2 separate regions of the Homo sapiens genome follow, and region 2 is linked to region 1. A link is a contact called in ENCODE Hi-C or POLR2A ChIA-PET data. All regions are on one chromosome and are shown on one strand. The core of a region is the stretch at or near the end of the contact, and the rest is flanking DNA. Distances in the headings are between cores, read along the strand shown. Region 1 holds the start of AMD1 (adenosylmethionine decarboxylase 1). Region 2 has its middle 26 kb from the start of CCN6.

The links. Hi-C counts contacts between places; a loop is a spot of excess contacts on that map. ChIA-PET counts read pairs that join two places held with the same protein, here RNA polymerase II (POLR2A). Pooled maps may share reads with other maps.
Region 2: a pooled map shows a loop between it and region 1 (6-fold over the local background). The contact joins the enhancer-like site here to the promoter of AMD1 in region 1. A Hi-C loop is called at or near these places in 6 of 50 pooled maps. POLR2A ChIA-PET finds 5 or more read pairs at or near these places in 2 of 52 experiments (PC-9 and activated CD4-positive, alpha-beta T cell).

What each region holds. Positions count from the first base shown.
Region 1 is chr6:110,869,632-110,876,228 of GRCh38, forward strand. It overlaps AMD1 (adenosylmethionine decarboxylase 1), which reads left to right and starts at 5,154. Exons shown (of 9, transcript NM_001634.6): 1 at 5,154-5,584. The coding sequence starts at 5,475. RefSeq lists enhancers at 5,576-6,291, 6,292-6,597 and silencers at 5,729-5,978, 6,039-6,108, 6,139-6,328.
Region 2 is chr6:112,024,820-112,031,083 of GRCh38, forward strand. No RefSeq gene overlaps it. Among named protein-coding and RNA genes, the nearest start is that of CCN6, 26 kb to the right of the region's middle. Within about 2 kb of position 4,577, at least 7 of the 41 ENCODE cell types and tissues checked have a DNase peak (open chromatin) inside an H3K27ac peak, as active enhancers do.

The sequences.
Region 1 (6,597 bases), core at 3,904-6,403:
CCCGAGAAGCTGGGATTATAGGCGTGCTCCACCACGCTCGGCTGACTTTGTATTTTTAGCAGAGACGGGGGTTCTCCTTTTTGTTCAGGCTGGTCTCAAACTCCCGACCTCAGGTGATCCACCAGTCTTGGCCTCCCAAAGTGCTGGGATTACAGGCGTGAGCCACCACACCTGGCCTACAGTTTCTAAAACATTTTTCTCACTTATAATCTCTGAAGTCCCACAACAGCCTTGGGCAGTAAAACTTGCATTGACATTAGAGAAAATCATGTTTTCTTTTTCTTTCTTCTTTTTTAAATAGAGATGGGGGGTCTCGCTATGTTACCCAGGCTGGTCTTGAACTCCTGGGCTTAAAGCAATCCTCCCGCCTCAGCCTCCCAAAGGGATGGGATTACAGGCATTAGCCACTGTGCCTGGCCAAGAAAACCATGTTTTTAACACCATCAATGTGACAGATTTGTGAAACCAGAGGCATGCTGGTAAACGTTTAACAACCGGTAAGTGTTTAACAATCACCCAGCTGAGGGTATGGAGAACCCTGATTGTAGTTTGCCAATTTCACTGATGTAAATGCTCACAACATGGCTGCTTTCAAACCACCACTGTGATGTCAACTGACTCCCCAAATTTCTGAGAGTGTAACGATTAGTTCTCAGAAACAGTAGGAAGCCAGTTCCAGCACACTACTTGGTCACTTTAAATTGAATCTAAGGCCAGGTGTGGTGGCTCACACTTGTAATGCCAGCACTCTGGGAGGTTGAGGTGGGCAGATCATCAGTCCAGGAGTTCAAGACCAGCCTGGGGAACATGGTGAAATCTGGTCGCTACTAAAAATACAAAAATTAGCCAGGCATGGTGGCACTTGCCTGTAGTCCCAGCTACGTGGGAGGCTGAGGTGGGAGGATCACTTGAGCCCGGGGAAGTTGAGGCAACAGTGAGTTAAGATGGAGCCACTGCACCCCAGCCTGGGTGACAGAGTGAGACCCTGCCTCAAAACAAAAACAATAACAAAACAAAAACAACAAAAAAAGTTTCCATATCTTGTTTTTATAAGGAAAGTGGTTTTTGTTCCTTTCTTTTTTTCCTCTTCTTCCAGGCTAGACTGTGGACAGATTAAGCCAGCTTCAATAATGAGAATAAAGACTTTACTCTATGGTCAAAATGGGTTAGAAGGAACCTGGTTCCCTGAATGATCTCATGGAACAGAGCTGCCTACTCACCCTAGACTACCTGTCTACCTCTGTACTGTTATGTGAGAGAGAAATAAACCTTAATCTTTGAGTTATTGTATTTGGGGATCTCTTTGCTATAGTAGCTTAGTGACTTCTCAGAAGAGGCAACATTTAAGCTAAGATCTAAATGACAAGAATGAATAAGCCATACCAAGAGGGAGAGAAAGAGCATTTCAGATAAATGAAAATGACCTAAAGGGAGACAGGTCAGTACGGATGGAGTACAGAAAGTGAATGGTAGAGATGAGGTTGGAGGATAATTAATTCAGGACCAAATCAAATAAGGGTTTGAAGGCCAGGGTAAGAAATTTTGATTTCAATTGTAATGGGAAACCCCTGGAGAATTTTAATAAGTGTCATAATTGGGCTTATTTTTTAAAAACATCATTCCATCTTGGGCTATGGAGACATTTAAAAAATTAAAACAAAAAAAATCACTCTAGCTGCTCTGTGTTAAACCAAGTGAGGTGGCAAAGTGAAGACAAACACTACTATAGTTAGAAAGCTACTGCAATAGTTCAGGGGAGCTAATTTTGTGCTCTGAACTAGGGTGGTGGTAGAAATGAAGACAGAGAGAACAAATTCTTGAAATGTTTTAGAAATATCAACAAGGCTAATGATGAGTTGGATGTAGGACAATGCAGGAAAGAGTGGAATCATTGATGATTTTGAGTTTAAGCAACTGCTGTATAACGAGGTGATTTGTTGTGTAAAGGGTGGACCATAAAGAGGTAAGAAGAGATAAGAGTGGAGACAAAGAGGTCAGTGGAAAGCTTGAGTTGAAGACAGCTGAGTTTTTGTAATTTGTTTTGCTTTTGTGGGGAGGAGGCAGATTTTGCTGTGAAAAGTAACAGCTCTTTTCTAATAATGTTAGCTTCTATATGCTTGTTAGGCATTCAAGTAGTCAGGCAAGTGTCTCAAAGGTTTGAAATTCAAGGGAGATGTCTGGGTTGGAGATATAAATTTGAAAGTCATTAATACTATGGGCAGGTCATAAAGCCATGGACTGGATGAGGTAGGTCACCTAGGGAGAAAATGTATGTAGAAAAGAGGACACAGGCATAGCCAAGAGCACTGCAGCATTGGGAAGAAAATTTCCAAGGAAAACCAAAAAAGAGAGATGTCACGAAAGCCTGGAGACTTTTTTCTAGAAGGAAGGCATAGTTAATTGTGTCAGAAGCCATTGAAAGATTGAGTAAATGGGGATTGAGACCATTCACTGGTCTCAATGGCTTTGGCAACCACTGGCTTTGGCAAAAAGTGGGCCTTGAGAATTGCCATTTCAGTCAAGTGCTAGGAATAAATACCCATTTGGAGAATTTGAAGGAGAGATGAGGAGGTAGGGACCACACATATAGACATGTCTTTACATCTTTTAGGGAGTTTTGCTGTTAAGGGAAGCAGAGAAATTCGGTGATAACTGAAGGTAGAAGTGGGGTCAAGTAAGGATTTTTTTAAAATTTGAGTAAGATCTTAATAGGAATGATTACTAAAGAGAATAAAGGGAAGATGTACAATCAGAGGTATCTTAAGAAGGCCTAGTGAATGGGAGTCCTTTAAGTGTTTTATGTGCAAAGTGCTATAGCCAATGAGGCATTTTTAAAAAACTGGAAATCTGGGGGAAAGATGGTCACTCTTGATAGAAATGGGGCTGAGAAGGGAAATCATTTTAGAAATAATGGTAAATGTATTTTGGACATATTGAGTTCAGGAAAATATTTAAGCAAAGATTAACCAACTTAGTACAAGGGATTTTTATTTTTATTATTTCTATGATCTGAAGAGAAACCAGAGTATACAAGGAATTTTGAGCTTCAAGATAACAAGAAAAATGATATATTTTACAAAGGACCAATCCAGTTGGTAGACTATTTAAATTATCCTATATCAAATTAATAAGGATTTACTTTGCCAAGATTCTTGGCACTTTTATATTAACTTAAATTGCACTGGGAAAAAAGCATAATAGTAGTTGAGAAGCAACTAATTATAAGCAATTATAAGCCAAATTATGTTTATACCACAATTAGTGTTTGAGGTGGTTTAGTAGGCAGATTCTTCAGTAAGAACCATCAAATAATTGAACAGCTTGTAAAACACAGAAATACTTCTTTTATCTTTATTCCAAGTAGAGTAACCACATTCTTTTATCATTATAAAATAAGCAACATTTATTATCTTTTGTCCCAATCCGCAGTTTGAGTTGGATGCTTATAAAACATGGCAAGAGGGCTGGGTGCGGTGGCCTCCCAGCACTTTGGGAGGCCGAAGTGGGCAGATCACCTGAGGTCAGGAGTTCAAGACAAGCCTGGCAAACATGGTGAAACCTCGTCTCTACTAAAATACAAAAATTGGCCGGGTGTGTTGGCATGCACCTGTAATCCCAGCTACTCGGGAGGCTAAGGCAGGAGAATCGCTTGAACCCAGGAGGCAGAGGTTGCAGTGAGCCGAGATCACGCCACTGAACTCCAGCCTGGGCAACAGAGCGAGACTCCGTCTCAGACAAACAAAACAAAGCAAGAGTAGTTTATGTACCTAGCTCACAACATAGCTTCTTTCAACAGGTTTCACGGAGACACGTGAACCACGTTCTTGTAAGACAAGAGCTATTCTACAGGGTATCTAGAGTGCAAACCCAAACCATGTCTTTTTCAGTGGATTTTTCATGTTGACATCATCTTATTTCACTTTGGGGAAAGTTTTTTTCTAAGGATGATAGCGAAAAGTCCTTTTGTCTTGTGACAATAGCAATTTTTATGTCAGCTTGGGTTTTTTTCCTCCCATATTCCCAAGTAAAAGTAATAACTTTGTTACCAGTTTTGCCATCTGAGGTTAAACTGTTTGACCATGGCTTGACGACTATTTTATACTTAACACTTATAAAATATTAGACTGATAGTTATTTAAGTTACCACCAGTGATAGCTCTGGAATCCCTGTTTTATTAATTTCCAGGTAAATCCTTCTTAAGCACATGGGAAGATAGCACTGTAAATTTTGGGGGGTAAGGAGAACCTCCATCAATTAATACATCAGCTTGATAAAATTCAAAGAAAAACATGATCAAATAAGTTCAGATTATATTTAACACATTCAGTTTCTAGAAGTAGTTTTGCTGAATAAATTCCCACCAGTTGAGCTAATGGAGCAACGGAGCTGCCAGTGCTTCCCGGAGGCTGCTGTGCTCAGCCAATTCGGAGGCATGGCGAGCCACACGGTGGGAGGTGGGTAAAGCCGGGGCCCTCCAAGGCTGGGCGCCACGTTGCTTTTCTCTTCTGAAATAGGAAGACAATGCTTCTGGCTATTGTATAAACCAGCCGAGGACTGCTTTCATTCGCACATCAGCCAAGGCGTGAGCAGAATTAAAGCGCCTTCTAATTCGACCCCTGGCAACGTGCGCGTCACGGACAAATGTTTAGTTTTAACGCCTGGCTGCGTTCGCCTTGGGAAAACACACTTTTAAGAATGGCCAAGTACCTCAGCAGTCGCGGTGAACTGCACAAGATCAAAACCACCACGCCAACCCAGCGCTGGCCACCGTCCCCGCTGAACCCCGCCAACACCCCTAAGGACCCACCCATGTTTTCTGCTAATCATTTTTTTTTTCTAAACAGCTCTGCACAGCCTTTCCTCATTCCGTTCCCGCTCTCCCCACCCACTCTGCGTTCGATCCGAGGTTTCTAGTCCCCAGCTGGACATCACAGCACCAACTCCCACTCAGGAGCCGGCCAGAGCCCGAGCCGCAGCGCAGTGGGCAGCTCCCCGCGCTCTCCGCCAGGCCCTCGGCCAGCCAGCCGCCACTCGGCCGCGAGTGATTGACAGGCGGCAGCAGCTATAGGCCGTGGAGGTGGGACGATGCGTCACTTCCTGGTCTTTTGGGGGGAGCCGGGATATATAAGGGCGGTGCTCACGCAGCGCTCTCGCTTACACAGTATGGCCGGCGACATTAGCTAGCGCTCGCTCTACTCTCTCTAACGGGAAAGCAGCGGAATACAAGAGACTGAACTGTATCTGCCTCTATTTCCAAAAGACTCACGTTCAACTTTCGCTCACACAAAGCCGGGAAAATTTTATTAGTCCTTTTTTTAAAAAAAGTTAATATAAAATTATAGCAAAAAAAAAAAGGAACCTGAACTTTAGTAACACAGCTGGAACAATCCGCAGCGGCGGCGGCAGCGGCGGGAGAAGAGGTTTAATTTAGTTGATTTTCTGTGGTTGTTGGTTGTTCGCTAGTCTCACGGTGATGGAAGCTGCACATTTTTTCGAAGGGACCGAGAAGCTGCTGGAGGTTTGGTTCTCCCGGCAGCAGCCCGACGCAAACCAAGGATCTGGGGATCTTCGCACTATCCCAAGGTGGGTCCCCGGGGCGCTCGCTGACATCCGGGCCTGGGGGCTGTCGCCGCCGCCGAGGCACCAGCCACGGGTGGAGCCCGAGTTCCCTCAGCTTTCAGTTGGGGGCAAGTCTGCGGCCTGGGGTCGCTTCGGCGGCCTTGGAAGGTGCGCGGTTTGGGGGAGAGCGGCCATGTCCACGCGGGCCGGAGCCGGCTTCTCCCGCCGTGGTTGCCGCGCCTGGCATTGCCCTGGGGGAGGGGAGGAGGCCGGCGCGGCCGCGTGCTCAGGTAACGTCCCGCGCTGGGCGGCGGGCGGCGCGGCCCGGGGTGGTTTTGCGGCCCGCGCCTCCCGACATTTCCCTCCGTAGTAGTTGGCGGCAGGGGCCCCAGGTGGGGGTCGGGGGCGCCTGCGCGGGTTGCCTCCGGCAGGTGTGGCTCGGCGGGCTTAGTCAGGCGCTAATTCGGGCGTGCCGGCTTCGGGGAATGGAGGGCGGGAGCGGCGCTTGTTCTTGCCTCGGGCGCGGATAGGAGGGGCCCTCCCGGCCTTGTCTGAGGGGCTGGCGAAGAGGCCTCCCACCCGCGGCGGCCGCGGGCAGCATGTGGCGTTCGGGCGGCGGGGATTGGGCGGGAGCAGTTATGTCGCAGTGGCGGGGCCCCACCGCTCCCCTAACATGCTCTGCGCCAGAGCCTTTTCGGGGCGGCTGGGCAGACGGCGCAGTCCCCGGGGCCGCCCTCGACACGGCCGCTGAGGCCGCTGGGGGCTGCTCCCCAATCTCTTGACCTTGGGTTGTGTAACCTGCTACGGAGCCGGCGGAGCGGGGCGGGAGAGGTGCGGGTGGAGGGAGGCCCGCCTGCCCCAGGACATAATGCCTCTAATGCCTTAAGCTTGAGCAAAGGAATCTGGGGCCCACTCCCACTGCGGGCCGTCACGCGAGAGATACTTGGGCTGACCGCGCCGAAGAGGCGTTTTAGTTGGTATTGCTGTGGAAATCCATGCTTATATAAAAGCCCAGAGATCCCGTGGATGCTTAGGCC
Region 2 (6,264 bases), core at 3,327-5,826, 1.2 Mb after region 1:
AATACCCCACCCCAAACATATCCATGCTTTGACTTTCTTTATAGCATTTATAACTCTCTGACATACTATATATAGACTTATTTACTTGGTTGTTCATCTTTCTGTCTTACTGGAGTATAAGTTCCATGAAGATATGGACTTTTGTTAATTTTATCTATTGTCATATTCCCAATGTCTAAAACTGTACCTAGCACATGATAGATGTTCAATAAATACTTTCGAATGACTGAATGGATTTCTAGTGGTGCTTTTGGCCGGGAAAAGAGAGATATTCATCCTCTTATCCAAGAAGACCCGTGGAACCCACAAACCTTTTAACTAATTAAGATTCACTGATGGCCTACAGCTAAGAGAGAGCCGTGTTGGTTAAGCAGAGGATCCTTTGTTTAAAATGAAAAAAATAATAATAATTCTTGAATTTTCTTTGGCCTCAGTCACTCTCCCATTAGCTGTTTCAGTCCTTCATTCTTATTTATTTCCCTTAAAAGTTTTCCTGCTCTTTTGAATTTCCCAGGTTGTGTAAGTTACAGGAACGCTAGAAATGCTCAAGAGAAAGTGATGAAAATCTAGAATCATTTTGCTTTTGAAGTTTCAGTATTAGGAAACAATAAAATAACATAAAATACTTTTCCCCATAGGTCACACCTGGCCGTGTGAGTGCCACAGCTCTGCACCATGCATGGGGAAGTTGCTCGGTATCTAGTGAATCCAAGTAATTGCAAAGCCACCTCACATTCATTGCTCTTGCTGGCCACCTGAGTGCTTTTGTGTATCCATGCTCTGCACTGAAGATAAATTATGAAATGTCCCAACACAACGATGGGTTGTAAATTAGGACTTATTATGTCAGAACTTGGGACATCTACTCCCATCACTGTCACATCGAATAGGAGAGAATTTTGAACATTATAAGACATCATTGGTCTTCTGTGCCAAGGACTGATCTAAGCACTATGTAAGTATTAATTAATTTAATTCTCATAACAACTCCATGAAGTAGGGACCATTACTAATATCATTTTTAAAAAATGAAACCGAAGCACAAAGAGGTTAATTTGCCACAGGTCATCTAGGGCTGCCATAACAATGTACTACAAATTGGGTGGCCTAAACAACAGAAATGTATTGTCTTACAGTTCTGGAGGCCAGAAGTCGAAATCACAGTCTCGGCAGGGATGTGCTCCCCGTGAAGATGCTAGGGAAAGATCTGTTCGAGGCCTCTCTCCAGGCTTTTGGTTGCTCGCTGGCTGGTGGCAGCATGATTCCAGTCTTCATGTGGCACTCTCTATGTGTGCATGTCTCTGTGTCCAAATTCCTCCTTGTTATAAGGACACCAATTCTATTGGATTAGGGGCCCAGCCTACTCTAGTATTACCTCATCTTAGCTTAATGAGTTACATCTGCAGTGGCCCTAGTTCCTTGTAAAGTCACATTCTAAGGTACTGAGGGTTAGGATCTTAGGAGGACATAACTTCACCTATAACAATTACTTGCCAGTTAGTAAATGGCAGAGCCAGGTCTTGAACCTAGCTCTGTTCTGTTGCCCCCCATGTATGGCTATGGTAGTGGCAGCTGTCATTATGTGAAGCCCAGAGTACTTATTCGCTTTCATTTCCTACCTTCATGGAAAAAAAGTATGTCATAGGAGAATAGAACTGTGGAAGATGTTTCCCAATTTTTATGACAGATTCTATGTGTTTTCGAGTGTTTGAATTGTATTTGTGACATTTTTGATGGCTTTCCTCTGGGTTTTAGGATTTACATTGGGGCATTATGGAGTACAGGATGGGGGCTGGCATGATTCCTCCTACCCAGAGACTAGCTGGAAAGCAAATGACTTATTCTTGCATTCCTTAACCAGTAAATAACTATCAAGGCCTCCTATTGTGCCTGGCAGCGTGCTGGGCACAGGAGTAGCTTGTGACCATATCAGACATCAGGCCTGTCCTCTTGGAGCTCACAGTCTTATTACCATAAACTGGGTCACTACAAGAGTGTGATAGATCCCTGGAGTGGGGTGAGCAGGTCACAGAGGCCCGAGACCAAAAAGGAAGGTGGCGGTGAAGACTCAGCTTTTAGTATTGATGAACGCCGATTACCATGCATGGAAAGTCCTGGGTACAGTTTCATATCTTAGAAGAAACAGTGCTGTGGATACATGTGGATAGCATTGAGATCACAGTACTTTCCTGTTACTGAGCGATGAGAAGGATTCAAAGAAGGTAGAGTGAGGGAAAACCAAAATGGCTGCTTTCCTGTGCCCCTTCTGTTGTGATTTTCTGTGCAATGCCTCTCGCCCCTCTGCCCTACCTGAACTCTGTGTAGCTGGGGTCAAAGGTCAAGCTAGAAAACAAGCTGCTGGAAGTGTCACGGCTTACACAGGGGGCATCTGGAGTCTGTTTCTTCTCCAGGTGGAATCCTTCTTTATCTCAGTCTCCAAATACTGGAAATCACACTTTCGGTCACACTCTCCCTTCTCTCATCTTAAAGCTAAAGGCACAGATGGCCCAGAGCACTGGTAGGGCAGAGAACACACCCAGGACAACTCTCATTTGTGAGAGAAGCCAATCCCAAATGAGAAGGTGAGATCTGGGGCAGCCAGCATGGTGCAGAGAGTGCAGTGGGGGGCCAGAAACACATCCCAGCCTGGAGAGAGGCAGGACAGGCGCTGACCTCAACAGGAGGGGCAGCCAGGGAGAGCCTGGGCACACCAGAACCCAAACCCTATGGTCATGAACTGGTTTTCACTAGTTCCTGGATGCTAAGGAGGTGGGATTGCCTCTCAGAGACCCATGTCTACCATCTGAAGTTGTATGTTTAGGGATTTCTACATGAGCGGTATGGTAACATTCATCAAATTCTGATTCTGGTTTATTGGTCCAATCTTTTCCCAAAGGATGCTTTTGGTACATTCTTAAGGTCCTTAATTAAATAACCCTCCCAGGTGTCACTTTAGTTGGTTGCCTGGATGGAGTTGACCTTACCTAATAATTCAAATCTACTCAGTGGCCAAAGTGAGAAAACCCAGAAAACTACACACCTTCCAGAATGGAGCTTAAACAAGGCTTATTTCAGTCTGAGTCTATTACACGTTATACCCCCACTTTACAGCAGGGACTGAGTTGATAATTTCTTTAACCCGCATAACACCAAACACAATGTCTTGCACATGGTAGGCATTAAATACATATGTTGAATTAAACCACATGTTTTGACGTTGTCAGTGAAACCTGCATATACTTGGTAGGGGTTTTCAGACACCCTGTTCCATCTTGCCCCATAAGGCTCCCAAGATCTATGAATTTTGACTGTCTAACCACATCCTGTTGTGCATGGGTACTTGCAGCCAAGTGCTTGCAAAAGCAGTTAACACTAGTGATAAAAGATCACCCAAGATAATGTTCTATAATTGCCTCCAGAGTAGGAGAGCTATTGCTGCTATTGTTTGGAAATTAAGTACAAGCTGAGATTATCCTTCCTGAATTTAGAAGAAGGCAGATTCCAAAAGTGTCTCTCATAGAAAAAAATCTCAGCATTCAAATTGGACTTTAAACACTCACATCTTGACAGGCATGATATCTGATACACAGAGTAGATAGCCCCAGTTAAATAACATGCTGCAGATCCATGTGTAGATTCTAAATCTTAGTGAAAAGGTCAGAGGACTGCCACCCTCCTCGTGGGAGCTTTGAGTATCATGTGTCTGGGTGGTGAATTCCCAGGTTGGACTGGAGGGGTTTACTGTCCTCCAAGAGGCAAAAATTAGGAGAACTTGGCTTCAGTCTGCCTTTGCAATTGCCTGCCTCTTCTTTTCAATCCCCCCTCCCTTCCATCCAGCCCTCAGAACTCACTTTAAGAACGTGAGGGCCTCGAGGTCAAGAGATCGAGACCATCCTGGCCAACATGGTGAAACCCTGTCTCTACTAAAAATACAAAAATTAGCTGAGTGTGGTGGCATGCACCTGTAGTCCCAGCTACTCAGGAGGCTGAGGAAGGAGAATCGCTTGAACCCGGGAGGTGGAGGTTGCAGTGAGCTGAGATTGCGCCACTGCACTCCAGCCTGGGGACAGAGCGATGACCTCTGGGATATCTCCCTAGATACTGAAGTCGATGAAGCTTGGACAGAGTAATGGGTTTTGGATTTGAACTCAATGATTATATCTAAAAGTCACTACTGGCATCTCCTTCCTTTATATTGGACAAATAAAATGCAAACCCAACTGATACAGCTAAGAAGTATGGAATCCAGAGAAGCCACAGACTTACACCAGTGTGAAATGATCGTTCGGTCACGTGGCACAGAGAAAGTGCAAAAACATGGAGTCTTCGTGGAAAGGCCCTGCTTGAGCCTTTCTGTCTATCTGTTACACGTTTCCTTTCTCAAGCGTCTTACTGCTGGAGTCTCGCATTGTGGGAAAGGGAAGAGCTGTCGAAGAAAGGCCTTGATGTTCTTAACTGCTCCGAGGTTAAGAGCAGTTCAGACAAATTTAATGGAAAGACATTTAAAGGATCTATGGCAAGAATTATGCTTCCATTGTGTGCAGCCTGCTGAATTCACCGCAGCCATTTTGGACAACGCCCTCTGCTGGTGGTGGTTGCAGACTACTTGTTCATTAAGACAAGGACCTCTGCCCAAGTAGGTTTTTTCTTGTTACTATGTTGGAATGATTAAGATTGGGCTCGTCTACAAAGGGGCAGCTGCTTTAGAACTGGTCTGAGGGTCCGACAGATGTGTTCTGGTGTGGGTACAGATAGAAGGCAGGAGGAGTAATAGGAGAGAAATGCAAGGTGCCTGTAGTTCTGTCCAGGAAGTTTTCTGAAGACATTTCTTCTGCTGAAGACTTTGCTTAGGAGGCATCCTCCTTAAACCAGCACATTCTTCATCTGAAAGACTTTACTGTTTAAGATTCAGAAACCGGCTAATTTACTGCTCACTCTGCAAATGTTCTACCCGTTCTATGTCTTTGACTGTCAAGATAAATGAGATAGACTAGAAAGCATCTGAGAGTTAGGAAAGCACAAGGAATCATGGCATTTAAGGTGTGGTAGTAGTATGAATTTCTTTTGTTTTACAGAAGAGGCCTGTTTAGTAGGTCTCCTGCCTCCATGTCCTCTGTGGCCGCTCGCCCTGGATACATTTTTGGGTGGAAGGAGAATCTGTTTCTGTATTATTCTGCAATTAGCATGGCCTGGTCATTATGTCCCAAGCACTGTATTCTTCCAGCGTCTACTCCTCTGTTTCCAAGTGATCCAGTAGATCCAGGGAGGCAAAAGGTCACTGTCCTCATGGAAAGGTTAGACCTCTATCCATCCACAGTCTCAGAATAATTCTACAAAGATGTAAATATCATAATTGTGTTTGGGCACAATTTGAAACTTAGGACTGAATGATTTAGAGAGGATGACTGTGTCCTGGGTCTGGGACAATATGCTTACTTGAAATCATTCATGCAGGCATGCATTCAACAAATAGTTTCTGGACACCTACAGTTGCCAGACTATAATTAAAGGCCTCGGATCCACTCCTCTCCCTCTTCAGGCTTTTTGTGATATGGCCCCACCCTACCTATCGGATCTTTTTTCCCACTCAGGCATAACCTGCTTTACTGGCTCTCAAACAAGTGTGTGTCTGGAAGGTGTGTCGCTGCCCGCCAGCATGCTGTGTGTGCTGTCAGCCAGGCCTCCCATCTGAATGTCACTGGTCCTCAGCATGGTGCACACACAGCAGATCTCCAATAAATCTTTGGTTCATTGATTAATCTGTAAAGCTACCATTGTTGAGCATCTGCAAAATCATCAATAAGGAGTGTCTTAGCTCCCCGATGCGACAGAAACAGGACATATTGAGAAACAGAGGAATTTAAGGCAGTTTCTGCTTTGAATTTGAGACTGAAGCTAATTCAAAATGCTGTCAGAAATTTGGAACCATTTTGCTGGCTAGAACTTGCTAGTGAAGGCATAGAGAAGCGTGTTTCCTTTTCCTTAGGGCCCATTTATAACATCCTGGAAACTGTCCTTGGATCCTAAGTCTCTGCTCTCTGTGTGCTAAGGCCTCCCTCTCTAACCCCTCACCTCCTCTCTGTCAGTTTGCCCTCTCCCCTAGACAAAAATAAACCTCATTACTTTCCTGTAAGTCTTACCTTTCTCACCTCACCCAGACCACTGTCTAATTTTCTCCTTTCCTCTGGTTCTTGGAGTTCATTACCATCCTTTTTCCCATTCCCAGAGATGGCCTGAACTCTCACAAACATCAAAATGATCTTC